Linked DNA regions of Homo sapiens: region 1 is linked to region 2. A link is an interaction called in ENCODE POLR2A ChIA-PET data of the cell type or tissue named here. Cell type or tissue: Panc1. All regions are shown on one strand.

What was found. Peaks named below come from ENCODE experiments on the same cell type or tissue, not always from the same donor. Only the 100,000 strongest peaks of a DNase experiment are listed, where the experiment ranks them.
Region 1: POLR2A ChIA-PET joins it to region 2 with 5 read pairs; 3 of 35 experiments call an interaction of 5 or more read pairs at or near these places.

Annotation. Positions count from the first base shown.
Region 1 is chr10:12,946,838-12,954,837 of GRCh38, reverse strand. All of the region lies in intron 2 of CCDC3 (coiled-coil domain containing 3), which reads left to right. Among named protein-coding and RNA genes, the nearest start is that of CCDC3, 51 kb to the left of the region's middle. In Panc1, a CTCF peak has its summit at 5,363; no DNase peak of the experiment used is centred here.
Region 2 is chr10:13,379,408-13,387,407 of GRCh38, reverse strand. LOC105376419 (a long non-coding RNA gene) reads right to left here and starts at 4,397. Exons shown (of 3, transcript XR_930671.3): 1 at 4,051-4,397. In Panc1, no CTCF peak of the experiment used is centred here; no DNase peak of the experiment used is centred here; H3K4me3 peaks cover 942 bases; H3K27me3 peaks cover 404 bases.

The DNA.
Region 1 (8,000 bases), 430 kb after region 2:
ATATTTTATAAAATATGTGTTATATCCCATTTGCCATAGTTTGGTTTGTCCCCTCCAAATTCCATGTTGAAATTTGATCCCCGACGTTGGAGGTGCCGCCTAATGGAAGGTGTTTGGGTCATGGGGGTGGATCCCTTGTCAATGGCTTGGTGCCATCTCCGTGGGAATGAATGAGTTTTCACTCTGTAAGTTCCTATGAAAGCTGGTTATTAAAAAGAGCCTGGTGCCTCCCTTCTCTCTTGCTTTCTCTCTCACCATGTGATGCCAGCTTCCCTTCACCTTCCACCATGAGTGGAAGCTTCCTGAGCCCCTACCAGAAGTAGATGCTGGCGCCATGCTTCTTGTACAGCCTGCAGAATTGTGAGCCAAATAAACCTCTTTTCTTTATGAGTTACCCAGCATCAGATGTTCCTTTATACCAACACAAATGGACAAAGACGTAATTTGATAATCTACATCATGGAAAGAAAATTCAGGATCATTCCAAATCAAAACTATTTGAGTTGAATGTCTTTTATGAACACTTTGTTTCAATTCAATATAGCCAAGCCAGTAATTTGGGATAGGACAGATAATGGGCATTCTGGGTAAACTACTAGAGTATTGATTTTCTGAGTGACTTGTAGACATTGCATAGCATAATTTCTCCTCACTAGATCAGAGGCCAGTAGACTATAGCCTGTAGCTACATCTGATCAACTAGTTAAATCTGGCCTGGTACCTGTTTTTGTGTGGCCTCTGAGTTAAGTGTGCTTTTTAAAATTTTTTAGTAGTTAAAATGAATATTTTGTGCATTAAAATGTATGAAATTCAAATTGATGGCTGTAAATAAGGTGTTTTTGGATCACAGCCATGCTCAGTTGTTTACTAATTGTCCTTGTCAGTGGCTGCCTTTGTGCTACAGAGTCATGGTTGAGTAGTTGCAACAGAAATGGGATGGCCCACAAAGCTGAAATATTTATTATCCGGCCTTTACTGAAAAAGTTTGCCAGTGCCTGTTCTAGACACTTTGGAAGTCTAGCTTCCAAAGACTTATGTTGTTCTCTTCTTCTCCCTACACAAAAGGTTTTTTTTCTTCTGTGATCAAGGCTTCTGAGCATTGCCTGGGGCCGAGTGCCTCGAGGCCCCCTGTGGCTCTTCTGAAGTCACAGCTCCACAGGGTAGAGCTGAGCAAGCTGTCCTCCCAGCTCGTGGTCCCCCAGCAAGGCAGCAGTAAGACTCACAGCAGAGAAAACTCTGCCCATGTTTAAACAGTGTGTGTCTGAGCAGTAGGCTAATAACTTCTCCGTGGCATGCCTGTTCAAACACAATCAACCACAGATCTTCTGTTTTCCTTTTGCTTCTAATCGTACCTGTATTCTCTCTGTATTTTAATCTTGTTTAATTTCCTCAGTATATCCCTACAGATGTAGTATTGGGGATATAAAGACATGAGCTAGTGGAGCGGGAGGGGGTCTGATAGGGTTTGGCTGTGTCCCCACCCAAATCTTATCTTGAATTCCCGTGTGTTGTGAGAGGGACCTGGTGGGAGGTGATTGAATCACGGGGTCAGGTCTTTCCCGTGCTGTTTTCATGACAGTGAATAAGTCTCATGAGATCTGATAGTTTTAAAAATGGGAGTTTCCCTGCACAAGCTCTTTGCCTGCTGCCATCCTTGTAAGATGTGACTTGCTCCTCCTTGCCTTCTACCATGATTGTGAGGCCTCCCCAGCTGTGTGGAACTGTAAGTCCATTAAACTTTTTTTTTCCTGTATAAATTACCCAGTCTCGGGTACGTCTTTATCAGCAGTGTGAAAACGGCCTAATACGGGGTCCAACAGGACTGTGTGGATTACCCCTCCCTCCCTTCCTTCCTTTGATATTCTTTGAATAAGATCAACTGTAGCCCTCAAGAAGCTCAAAATCTGAAGGAAAGCAGAGTAAAACATCTAACCAGATGAACTGCAAGAGGATGATAGAAATAAACCCATGGATGTGCACATGGTACAGTGGTAACCTGGATGAGAACTTCATTTACTCAGCAGAGGTTGAGGTTAAGGGCATGTGGTGAGGGAAGGCTTTGAGGTCACACCTGGCCTGGGGCTTGAAGGAGGATGGTGATAAATTGCTGGGCTCCCAAAATGACTGGAATCTCAGGCAGAGAACACTGAATTTGCAGTGTCACCAAGTCATAAAATAGCCACATGCACCTGGAGAATTCGGATTCGTTCATCAATGCCAAAGGATGAAGTTCAAAATGGGGCAAGGAGGAGGAAGTTGCCACTGGAAAGTAAGAGGGGAACTCGGCTGTGAAGACACATCATGGGCTAGTCTGGGAGTTATTCTAGATGATGGAATGCCATCAAAACATTTCAAGCTGGAGAGAAATACATTCTGGGTTCTGTTTTGTTCTCTCAGTCTACCTGAGTATATTCATTTGCACCTCAATGAAACATGATTTCTTTGTTGGGTTCAATACATGGTCCATGACCGTAAAAGATTATTTTTGAGTTTGGGGATTGTCCTAATTCATTCTATCATCAAGTCATAATGATTTGCTGAGCTAATATTTATTGAGGGCCTACTTTGTGCCAGGAACTATCCTAAGAACTGAGGATGGAGCAGTGAACCAACAAAACCTTCTCCCTCCTGAGGTCACATTCTATCTGGTGCCTGCTAGATAATATGTTCATGGTCTGGGGAGAACCACATGAGCCTGTTTCTTGGTCTCACCTGATTTGGGCACGATCAGTTTGGCTATGTTCTCTAGGCGGCTAGAAGTGGCTAGAAGTCATTTCTATTCTGTACCTTTATTTCCTTATCTGTCCAAAGGGTATACTCGTGGCCTATGGTGAAGATACCAGAAGGTTGTACTAGACATGGTACAGACAGGGACTGAGTTTCTTGGAAGGTGAATGCACAAGAGACATAAAAAGAGGAGTTCTTACAAAAACACCAGCGATCCCTCTCCACTGTGTATGAAATCAGTGGCTTCCATGTGCTCTGGGCTGTAGCCCACACAAAGAACAACTTTTTTTTTTTTTTTTTTTTTTTGAGATGAAGTCTCACTCTGTTGTCCAGGCTGGAGTATTGTGGCTCAGTCTCAGCTTACTGCAACCTCCGCCTCCCAGGTTCAAGTGATTCTCCTGCCTCAGCCTCCTGAGTAACTGGGACTACAGGCGCATGCCATCACACCCAGCTAATTTTTTGTATTTTAGTTAGAGACGGGGTTTCACTGTGTTAGCCAGGATGGTCTCCATCTCCTGACCTTGTGATCCACCCGTCTCAGCCTCCCAAAGTGCTGGGATTACAGGCGTGAGCCACAGAGTGTCACAAAACTGCATAAATGATGCCTGATACTTCCTGTCCACCCTGCTTTATTTACAGATGCTGGTAGAGACCCCCGGATGGATTTCACAGCCCACTGCTAATGGATCATGCCCTGTAGATTAGGAGCCATCGCATTAGGTCAAACATTCCTTAAATGGGTTTTAAACTTTTTTTTGAGACAGTCTCACTTTGTCACCCAGGCTGGAGTGCAGTGGTGCAATCACAGCTCTCTCTAGCTTGGCCTACTGCTTCAGCCTCCCGAGTACCTGGGACTACAGGTGCACACCACCATGTCCAGCTAATTAAAAAAAATTATTTTTGTAGAGATGAGAGTCTCACTATGTTTCCCAGGTTGGTCTTGAAGTCCTGGACTCGAGTATTCCTTCCAAAGTGCTTGAATTACAGGCATGAGCCACTGTGCTTGGCCTAAACTTTTTATTTCTCACAGTGCTCACTGAATACTTTCTGATTGATTGCCTCAGCTCCTGCTTGGCCTTTTCTAACCCAAGCTACTGTGCAGAGTGAGCCAGAGAAAGCTCAACCTTCGTGTTATCGAGGAAGGCCAGACAGACGCACCCTACTGCAGACTCAGCCCCTCTCAAGGTGACCTAGGCTGACCTGTCATGATTACTCCAGTTGGGCATTAAATGGAGTCAGGTGTGGTGGGGGAGCAGCCACCCCCAAGCCCCCCATATCTTCCTCACAGAGTCTGTCAGTGCTGAATATGTGATTGTGTCATGACGCCTTTCTCTAGAGAAGCCCACAGGTCTGAGCTTGTGTGGTATGTGGGTGCTTCTAAGGGTTTCTGACATGGGCGAGGAGTCAGGAACTGTAGAAATGTTTGCATTTGCCTTCTGTGTTCTAACAGTATACAGGAGAGGAAGTCAAAGTCCAGGATAAGGAGAAAAAAATGATAACCAAGTGCAAGGTTTTTAGGGTCACCAACCCCAAAGTATGAAAGCATTTCATGTTGTTTCAGTAGAGAACAATTTGCCTCGTTCTGCTCTTTGCATCTGAACTGATCTCAGTCTTAATGGCTAGAATCTGATGGGGTGGTGGATGAATTCTTTAGATTGTTGCTTTTTAATCCCAGCAGATGCCTGTATTTTTAATTGAAACAAACCCCTGGGAAGAGCATCCTCCTGACCATTTAGGTTGAATCTCTTTCTCTTAAAACTGCTTTCCGGAGGGTGCTTTGGAGAGCATTTCCTGTTAGCTTGAACTCTTACACCTGAGGCCTTATTTGTCATGTGTAGTTATTCATGCATTCAATAATTATTAAGCTCCAGCAGGCAGAGGAAGGCCTTGGGTTAGTCAGGGCACTGGTAACAGCTTCTATAGGAGATGGGACAAGAAAAGGACCCATGTGGTCTGGATTGGGCAAGGAAAGCTTTTACAAGGAGAGAGAACAGTAGATGCAGGAAAGGGAATGGGAGGCTGGGGGCATGGCCAGAGTGAAGGCATGGAGAAGAGACAGCAGAGATGAGCACAGGAGGTGATGATGGGCTTGGATGTGACAGGTGGCACCAACTAGGAGAGAACACAGGTGTGTGAACCCAAAGTAGGCACACAGATATGGATACCACATGGCTGCTTTGAAGTGTGTATCTCTGGGTCTACACGGTCACCAAATATACATTAGATGAGATGACCTCAGCCTGATTTCACCACCTAATTTCTTGACAGTCTCTGCACCCATTACCATTTGCTTCCTTAGAAGTCATGATTGCACTTTCCTCTGGGCAGAAAACCCAGATATACTGGTATTAAGACTGGAATAGTCTTTTGCTTCAGGATCTGATAGGATCTCCTGAAAAGAGCCAGGCCAGGCTATTACTTACATTGATTTAGGAAAGTGAACCTGCGATTATAATTTTTTTCTCAGCAAGCAAGGCAGTTATGTATCTTGTTGGGGAAAGTAGTGTGTATTCTTTAGGATTCAGCTCAGCTTCAGTATTGGAAAACCCTAGTAATACTGGCTCAGGTAGATGTTTATTTCTCTTGTGTGAAGTCCAGGCTGGAATGGAACTCCACAGTGTCAGATCCCTCCATCGGGTGGCTCCACTGAGCATGGCCTCCGTGGCTAAGTTCAACTCCTGGTCCAAGATGGCAGCTCCAGCCATATCACGTCTGCATTCCAGCCAACAGGAAGGAAAAAAGAGTAAGAGAAGGACATGCTTTTTCCCTTTATGAAGCACTTCACTGAAGCTGTGCACACCACTTCTGCTTATATCCCATAGCCAAAACTTACTCATGTGGCCACACCCGGTTCAAGGCAGGCTGGGATATGTGGTCTTTATTCCCGGCAGCCATGTGCCCAGTTACAGAGTTCTCTTAGCAGCTTTTACTAAGGAGGAAACAAGGGGAACACTGGCAGTTGTGTCTGGCTCTTCTGCTATTTAGCTAACCAGCAGTGTTTGCTCCCAGGAGCCCCCAAAATTGTGATGTTGCAGTTCACTCATGGCCCAGCTACTGAGGACATTATGTAGGTATCCCCATAATGTCATGAGATATAAAAGAATTGCCTCCCAGCACTTTGGGAGGCCGAGGCGGGTGGATCACGAGGTCAGGAGATCAAGACCATCCTGGCTAACACGGTAAAACCCTGTCTGTACTAAAAATACAAAAAATTAGCCGGGCATGGTGGTGGGCGCCTGTAGTCCCAGCTACTCGGGAGGCTGAGGCAGGAGAATGGCGTGAACCCGGGAGGTGGAGCTTGCAGTGAGCCGAGATAGGCCACTGCAGTCCAGCCTGGGCAAAAGAGCAAGACTCTGTCTCAAAAAAAAAAAAAAAAAAAAAACTGCCTTAAAAATGAGGACTTAAATTTTTACCCCTTTTCGTCTTCAGTTGGTCACCAAATTTAGCGCTTCTAGTAATTTAAGGTGTTGGACCAGTGGTCTAAAGAAGGGCAAACTCTATTTGACAATGACTCTCACATTAGAGTTGAAGAAAGAGATACACTTTTTCAACTCTAGGAAAAGTCCCAAAGGTAGAGAAAACACACGGGGTTCTGGAGCTGAAGGTGGCCCCTCCCGTGTGTGTGTGTGTGTGTGTGTGTGTGCAATTGTCTGCCTGCCTTTAGCCACATCAAACTCTTCACCATGATATCACACATGCCTGAGAGAGAGGCCCTGGTCTCCTCCATATCCTGAGTCAGTTTAGTATATGGGCTGTATTAGTCTGTTCTCATGCTGCTAATAAAGACATACCTAAAACTGGGTAATTTATGAAGGAAAGAGGTTTAATGGACTCACAGTTCCATGTGGCTGGGGAGGCCTCACAATTATGGTGGAAGGCGAAGGAAGAGCAAAGGCACATCTTATGTGGTGGCAGGCAAGAGAGTGTGTGCAGGGGAACTGCCCTTTATAAAACCATCAGATCTCGTGGGACTTATATAATGAGAACAGCATGGAAAAAACCTGACCCCATGATTCAGTTACCTGCCACAACCCATGGGGATTATTACAATTCAAGGTGAGATTTGGGTGGGGACACAGAGTCAAACTGTATCACCGACCAAGAGCTGGGCTCTGGAGTCAGGCTGCATGTGTTCAAAGCTTGGGTCTTCCAATTTCACTTAATAGGTGAGACATCTTGGGTCTGTCTTCTGAGCCTCTGTTTCTCCCATCTATGAGCTGAGGGACAATGCTAATAAGAGCAGGCACACCACAGGATTGTCAGGAGGCCGTGCTTAGCACAATACCTGACCCGTTGGTAAGGACTTAAAGGAAGTCAATCCACTGCTCTCCTCTAACTCATCTCTTCATACAAGAGGCACTTAATTATCAATTTATTAGTTACTGCTAAGCCCAACTCTTAGCAATGTATTCTACTCAGTCAGGTACTGAGTATCTCCTGTTTGTCCAGCTCCTGTTGCCTGGCTCAAAATAATTAGAAGATCTAGATTCCCGTCCACAGGGAGTGTATAATCTACTTGAAAATATAAAACACCATATAGGGTGGCCTGTAGCTGAGGTGACAAAGTCACAGGCCATTTTATCAGTGCCTCATGTATTTTTAGCACCCAACACTCTGGCACATGGTGGAAGCTCATGAAATATTTGTTGTATAGAAGTGAACAGGCCAGGTGTGGTGACCCACGCCTGTAATCTCAGCACTTTGGGAGGCCAAGGCAGGCAGATCACTGGAGGTCAGGAGTTCCAGACCAGCCTGGCCAACATGGTGAAACCATGTCTCCACTGAAAATACAAAAATTAGCCAGGTGTGGTGGTGGGCGCCTGTAATCTCAGCTACTTGGGAGGCTGAGGCAGGAGAATCACTTGAACCTGGGAGGCAGAAGTTCCTGTGAGCCAAGATCATGCCACTGCACTCCAGCCTGGGCTACCAAGCAAGACCCTGTCTCCAAAAAACAAAAAAAAAAAAAAGTGAGCAAAAGATGAGAATGGGAATGTTACATTACTTTGAAACTACATCAGGCACTCCAAAAAACTAAGGAGACAGAGCTGTGGGTGGCAGAATTTTTGACCGAAAATAAACTGTGGAGATAGAAACAAAAAAGGAAAACCAGCAATAAGAGAGCTGGCCTCTGTCTTTTGCTTTTCCGTTCGGTTTTCTATTTCTTCTTGGCTTCCATCCTCCCTTATGCTAGTGGCGGAGGGGGCTGAATGTAGTGACAGGATCTTTAGGAAAGTATAATTTTGAGGTAGTACAGGATGAGATGATTACCAAAT
Region 2 (8,000 bases):
ATGATCCTCCTGCCTCAACCTCCCAAAGTGCTGGGATTACAGGTGTGAGCCACCACGCCTGGCAAAGAAAGCTTTACTAAATGACTTTATTTATTGTAGTGAGGGCCGAGACTGGTTAGGTGCATTTGGGTCAAAATCATGGAAGGCCTTGAATACCAGGACAAAGGGAGCACTTATGGATTCCTGACCAAGACGGTGCCTTGATTCTCCCTAAATGTCTTACAAGTATTTTTTGTATTTATATTATTGTATGCATTTTAAAAAATATGCTCATATGATTTTCTTTTTTTTTTTTTTTTTTTTGAGATGGAGTCCTGCTCTGTTGCCCAGGCTGGAGTGCAATGGCGTGATCTCGGCTCACGGCAACCTCCACCTCCTGCTTTCAAGCGATTCTCCCCTCTCAGCCTCCCAAGTAGCTGGGATTACAGGCACACCAACACCATGCCTGGCTAATTTTTGTATTTTTGGTGAAAATAGGGTTTTGCCATATTGGCCAGCTGGTCTGAAACTCCTGACCTCAAATGATCCGCCCACCTCAGCCTCCCAAAGTGCTGGGATTACAGGCGTGAGTCACCGCGCCCGGCCCAATTTTCTCATTTCTGACCTCTTATTCACACAGATCTTGTTCTGATTGCTTCTAAACACTATCACAGGCATTTGATAGTTTTGTATTTCTTCTGCTTTTGTCATTCCCCACCTAGTCCTAGAATGTACTTTTACTCTCTGTCTTGGACATATAAATTTCCTTTTCCTCTCCCCTCCCTGAATCCGTAAGCACCTCTATCATGCCCTTTAACTTGTCTGCTTTTCTCTCAAAGATCTTCCCTTTTTCCTCCCTTTGCTGTCCAACTGTCCTGATTCTACTGACCATCACTTACTTCGGTTTTAGGTTCCCCAATTCCCATTACTTAGATCCTACTCATTTCCCACAGAAGGCTGCAGAGAACAATAACCTCAGCCAGAAAGCAATCAGGAATTATTCACTGATTGGTGGGTTGCCTGCACTTTTCACATCTCTTTTCCAGAACCACTGGGAGCACCAGCAGATCCTGCCCACCTGTGAGATGGGCAGAACCCTGGCCGTCCTGCCTGCGGAGACAGCTTTAGGATGATGCTGGAAGCTACTGCTTCACCCACTGCTGTCCAAGAAGCCTTACCCACATGATCTCAACCTTCAAACAGCCCTGTCATGTGGGTTCCTGCCCCTATTCCACTGATAAAGATGTTACAATTTAGAGAAATCTTTTTTTTTTTAGACGAAGTTTCACCCTTTTTGCCCAGGCTGGAGTGTGGAGCGCAATGGTGCGATCTCGGCTCACTGCAACCTCCACCTCCCAAGTTCAAGCGATTCTCCTGCCTCAGCCTCCACAGTAGCTGGGATTACAGGTGCCCGCCATCACACCCAGCTAATTCTTTGTATTTTTAGTAGAGACAAGATTTCACCATGTTGGCCAGGCTGGTCTCAAACTCCTGACCTCAGGTGATCCACCCGTCTCAGCATCCCAAAGTGCTGGGACTACAGGCGTGAACCACCGCTCCTGTAATTTCTGTTTATAAAGATTTTCTTTTAAGAATTGCCAAGATTAGGCCAAGCAAATCCCACCTCCCAAAGTGCTGGGATTACAGGCATGACTTGTCCAGCCAAGGTAGAAGGATCGCTTGAGTTCAGGAGTTTGAAACCAGCCTGGGCAACATGGTGAGAACCCCGTGTCTACAAAAAATGTAAAAATTAGCGGGGCACAGTGGCATGCGCCTGTAGTCCCAGCTACTTGGGAGACTGAGGTGGGGGGAATACTTGAGCCCGGGAGGTCAAGGTTGCAGTGAGTCATGATGGTGCCACTGCACTCCAGCCTGGGTGACAGAGAGAGACCCTGTCTCAAGAAAAAGAAAGAAAAGAAAAGAAAAGAAAAAAACAGGATTGTAACAAATCCATTCACTTCCTGTCCCTCTCTCTTTACAGCTTCAGCAGCACAGCCTCCATCTTTGGACCCAAGCTTGGAAAGCATAGCTCCCTCTTTTAGACGTTGTCCATTTCAAAGCATCTCCAGTCTGGATCAACAGAAGGATGATGTGTTTATGTCCTTCCCTGTCTGTTCCTTAAAGCAACCTTAAGTCTGGAACATGAATTCTCTTTTTTAAACAAATTTAAAAACTTTGTAGAGAATTCAAAAGGTACAAAGGGTAGCCACACAGGCTACCATTGTCACCGCTTCCTTGTAGCTTCTGGACTCTTGGTGGCATTTGCCAATTCAAACAAAGAAAAAGTCTATGTGAATAGTTTTGTTTTCCCCTGTGACTTTAAGCTACTTAAAAGAAAATTTGGCCAGACACCGTGGCTCACTCCTGTAATCCCAGCACTTTGGGAAGCTGTGGCAGGCAGATCACGAGGTCAGGAGTTTGAGACCAGCCTGACCAACATAGAGAAACCTCGTCTCTACTAAAAATACAAAACAATTAGCCGGGCGTGGTGGCACATGCCTGTGATCCCAGCTACTCAGGAGGCTGAGACAGGAGAATCGCTTGAACCTGGGAGGTGGAGGTTGCAGTGAGCCGAGCTCGCGCCATTGCACTCCAGCCTTGGAACAAGAGTGAAACTCTGTCTAAAAAAAAAAAAAAAAAAAAAGCATGGTCTTTGTCTTAACCCTCCTGGCATCCTCATATAGTTCACGAAAAAAGAGAGAGACAGGAAGAGGAAGAATCGCTTCTGTTAATCCTCTTCACCTAGCTTCACTTGGCAACATCATCAGTTCTCCTCATTTGCATGATCTGTTCTTTCTCTCACTATTATTGAGTGTTCCAGTCTCTGCTTATTGGCAAAATAAGACCTAGGTTTCTCATTAGTTTGTGTTTACTGAAGAGTCAAAGGCTAAAGATTTTACCTTGCCCGGCAATATTTTCTGTCTCCAAAGCAGTATCTGACTGACTCTCTGGTGCCGACAATTGAGAATACTGGCAAGAAATGAGCTGGTGAGGGTGTGCCATCTGCTTCTAAAACTTCATTCAGAAAGTTACATGCAGTTTACAAATATAATGTCTCAAAATACACTCAGAGGCAGCTGTGTTGGTGCTCTAGGGTGTCAGAGCCGTAAAGAGGTAAAAGGCTCAGAAGTCAGCCGAATCCCAGCTGGGTCTTCCCCCAGCCACCAGACTTGGAAAGGCTGCGAGCTGCTCTGAGCTGCTTCTGTGTTGAGCTCTACCTCTCAGGGTTTCTGAGGCTACTGAGCTAACAAACGCAAATGTCTACCATACTCCGCTGGGCGCGGTGGCGCACGCCTGTAATCCCAGCACTTTGGGAGGCCAAGGCGGGCGGATTGCCTGAGCTCAGGAGTTTGAGACCAGCCTGGCCAACTTGGTGAAACCCCGTCTCTACTAAAAATATGAAAGATTAGCCGGGGGTGGTGGCGGGCGCCTGTAATCCCAGCTACTCGGGAGGCTGAGGCAGGAGAATCGCTTGAACCCGGGAGGCGGAGGTTGCAGTGAGCCGAGATCGCGCCATTGCACTCCAGCCTGGGAGACAGAGACCCCGTCTCAAAAAACAAAAAAAAAAAAAAAAAAAAAAAAGAAGGAAGAAGAAGAAGAAAATTAAAATCAGCTGGGCATTTTTTTTCCCCATGGTATAAAAATGAAGGCCGCCCAGAAGCACAGTCCTGCACTTTTCCCTCCAGCCTGGCCTTGCTTAGAGCTGCTCTGCTCGACAGGGTGCTCCGAGTGAAGAGGGCGCACCCCGCTACCTGCGCGCCTTGGCTCCCTGCCTCTCCAGCCGCACCTCCGGGTGGAATTTACCTGGAATGATCGCTTTCCTCCCCGCCCCCACCCCGGCCACTCTCAGGTCCTCCTGTCATTTCACCTTTTCTCTGCTTCACAGAACCCTTGAATGGTAATCTGCTTTTATTTTCCTGAACTTCTGAACTCTTCCTGTGTCTTTAACCTCCGGTCGTTGGCGATCAGCCTCGGATTCCTTTATCTGCCGTTGGCTTGGCTGAGGCTTTTGCCGTGGGAGAATCGGAGAATTTTTCACAGTGGTTCTGTCTCACGCGTGATCACACTTACCTGCCACGCCGCCTGTGCTTTCTCCCTTTTCTCTCCCTCCTTTACAGCTGAGCAAACATTTCCTCTCCTATCGGTGCTTGCACGCCAGGGTTTTTTCCTTTGCGATCTGGTCTGCCCTGCCTGGCGCTCCCCACCCACTTCTTCCAGGCTATTCCCGGTCTTTAGTCCTACAGGTGCCAGATTCTAGGCTATTGCTGGGCAAAATGAAATGGTCTTTAGTCCCACAAGTGACAGAGATGATACCATCTCCCCAGCTCCTCCAAGGAATTCTGAACCACCTTGTCGGTTTCAGGAGTCTCAAGTTCAAGTGCTGGGAAACCTGTGTTTGTAGGCTGAGTAACCGCCCAGCTCAGCTCAGTAACCCGGGAACGTGGCTCTGCTCCCCAAGGTGGAAGGCTCACTCCACCACCTCCCGTGTGCAAGCCTACATTCTCCTGTCCACACCCGAGTTCCGCTAAGTATTTTACTTGGCTGGCATTGCCGTGTCTTTTTAGCCATACTAAAACGGCGTCTTTCATACCAGCTTCCTGTCTCACTGAAGATGGAGAAGTGTTTGTTTCTTGTCCGGCTTGGTGTGGTGCAACCGCAAGACTAAATCAGAGGCTCCCATTTTTTATCCCCATATATTTTTTAGGGCGTGTCATGAATTCTCGCTGTTAGTAACACACTTTTTCTAAATTTCAAAAGTTGTGTCTTTGAGGATTACAGTGGAGAGATTTTTGTCATCTCAATTCTCCTCGCAAAATTTTTGCCTTGGAATATTTTACAGGTGATCAAATGTCTATTTATTTATTTATTTATTTATTTATTTTTGAGGCGGGGTCTCACTCTGTCGCCCAGGCTGGAGTGCAGTGGCACAAACTTGGCTCACTGCAGCCTCCTCCTCCTGGGTTCAAGCCATTCTCGTCTCTCAGCCTCCCGAGTAGCTAGGATTACAGGATCATGCCACCATGCCTGGCTAATTTTTCTACTTTTAGTAGAGACGGAGTTTCACCATGTTGGCCAGGCTGGTTTTGAACTCCTGACCGCAGGTGATTCACCCACCTCAGCCTCCCAAAGCGCTGAGATTACAAGCGTGAGCCACTGCGCCCGGGCTTTTTTGAGACTGTGTCTTGCTCTGTCGCTCAGGCTGGAGTGCAGTGGCACCATCATAGCTTACTGCAGCCTCAAACTCCTGGGCTCAAGGGATCTTCTCACCTCCTGCCTCCCAAAGCACTGAGATTATAGGCGTGAGCCACCACACCTGGTCCAAATGTCCTTTCTAAATGGTGGTGGTCCTTTCTAAACTATGTAAGTCCCTTTTTGTTAGGGAGTTTCCTTTTTATCTTACGGAAAACGAGAGACATTGATATAGGAGTTAGGAAGAAATCACTTAAGCAGATAGTGAGGGTATGGAAGTCCTCAGTAAGGCTTTTTCTTTTTAATGAAAAGCAGTCCCAAATCACTTTCTAACAAAGAGCAGTGTGTAAAGTCTGCAGACATAGACAAGCAAATTGGGAGCTTGCACAGGTGAATGCGAGCAGGAACTAGGAGCTAGACATGTTCAGCATGGCAGATCCATTTTCCCTTCTCTGCCAGCCACGTGTACACTAAGGAGCAGAAAAGATGGCACCAGACAAAGGGAGAATTCACTTGCATAATAAGATTAGGGTAGGCACCCACCACCACGCCTGGCTAATTTTTGTATTTTTTAATAGGGACGGGGTTTTGCCATGTTGGTCAGGCTGGTCTCGAACTCCTGACCTCAGGTGATCTGCCCACTTCAGCCTCCCAAAGTGCTGGGATTACAGGCATGAGCCACCACACCCAGCCTCCTTTTCCTTCTTGAATCTGATCTCCAGATGACTCAATTACTTTGCAGTTCTATAATCTCACCCTCCTTCCCTCGTCAGTTCATTCTCGCATTTGCCACTGTACATTCTGGTATAAAATTTATTCTGGGGCCAGGCACGGTGGCTCACACCTATAATCCCAGCATCTTGGGAGGCTGAGGTGGGAGGATTGCTTGAAGCCAGGGGTTCCAGGCTACACTGAGCTATGATCATGCCACTGCACTCCAGCCAGGGCGACAGAGCAAGAAAATGTCTCTCTAAAAAAAAAAAAAAAAAAAAATTCTCTTTTTTGTTTGTTTATTTGTTTTTGGACAGTATTGATCTGTCGCCCACACTGGAGTGCAGTGGCATAATCACAGATCACTGCAGCCTTGACCTCCTAGGCTCAGGTGGTTCTCCCACCTCAACCTCCCAAACAGCTGGGAATACAGGTGCATGCCACCATGGCCAGCTCATTTTTGTATTTTTTTGTATAGATGGGGTTTTGCCATGTTGCCCAGGCTGCTCTCAAACTCCTGGGCTTAAGCAATCCTCCTGCCTTCTGCCCCCACCACACCTGGCCAAAAATTCTGTTCTTTACCTTCACAGTGGGGACCCCTTGGTTTCTCCTCCTCGATTTCACCCACTATCCCCGTAAGGACAAATGAAAGAAATGGAAGCAAGGAGATGCCCTGAGGAATAGCAACTCTTGTAAGCAGTGACTGGACTGCCGAATCCTGGGGTTCAACCACCAGCTTTCTTTGGGGGCCTCATCCTGTGTTAGGTTTCAACAGCTTCCTTGAAGTCTAAGCCACAGCTCCATCCTCATTTCCAAAAGGGTGTTCCCAAGTTGATGTTCCTTTTGGCTCTTCTCATACACATTTTTCCCCCAAATGTTCCAATAAGAAACAAATGTGAGCACTTCCCTACAGAAGTAAACTAAGAACCTGCGGAATCGCAGATGTTTAGAGGTGGAATAGCGCTAGGCCAGGGAGTATCTTTTTCCCACTGGGATGGAGCATAGGCCATGTGGATGTTTTCATTGACAATAGCAGCAATTTGACAAGAGTCCATGGATGGTGGTGTAGGACATGCCTCAAACATGAATCCAGACCATGCAGAGGCTTCACTCATCTATATTTTCTTTCTTTCTTTCTTTCTTTTTGAGATGGAGTTTTGCTCTTGTTGCCCATAATGGAGTGCAATGGTGTAATCTCGGCTCACTGCAAATTCCGCCTCCTGGGTTCAAGTGATTCTCCTGCCTCAGCCTCCTGAGTAGCTGGGATTACAGGCATGCGCCACCACGCCTGGCTAATTTTGCATTTTTAGTAGAGACGAGGTTTCTCCATGTTGGTCAGGCTGGTCTCGAACTCCCGACCTCAGTTGATCCGCTCGCCAAAGTGCTGGGATTACAGGCGTGAGCCACCGTGCCCGGAAGAATTTACTTTCTCCTCCCAGTTAATGTTTGCTCTCAGAAAGGAAGCTGATCAAGGTAATTTATGCCCTATGATTGCTTTTGAGATATAATATACATATCATAAAATTCACCCTTTCAAAGGGCACAATTCAGTGGTTTTCAGTGTATTCCAATGATGTGCAACCATCACCACCATATAATTCTAGAACATTTTTGTCACCCCCCGAAAGAATCTCTGTCCCCAATAGTAGTCATTCCCATTCCCCTCTTTCCCAGCCCCTGGCAACCAGCAATATATTTTCTGTTTCTGGGAATCTGCCTATTCTGGATATGCCCTAGAAAAGGCATCACAATATATGATCCTTCGCACCTGGCTTCTTTTACGTAGAATAGTGTTTTCAAGGTTCATCCATTTTGTAGCATGGATCAGCACTTGATTCCTTTTTATGGCTGAGTATTATTCTATTGTGTGGTTATATAGAACTCATTTGTTTTTTTGTTTTTTTATTGGGCTTTTATTTAAAAATACTTTTTTAAAATTATACTTTAAGTTCTAGGGTACATGTGCACAACATGCAGGTTTGTTACATATGTATACATGTGCCATGTTGGTGTGCTGCACCCATTAACTCTTCATTTAACGTTAGGTATATCTCCTAATGCTATCCCTCCCCCCACACCCATGACAGGCCCCGGTGTGTGACTTTCCCCTTCCTGTGTCC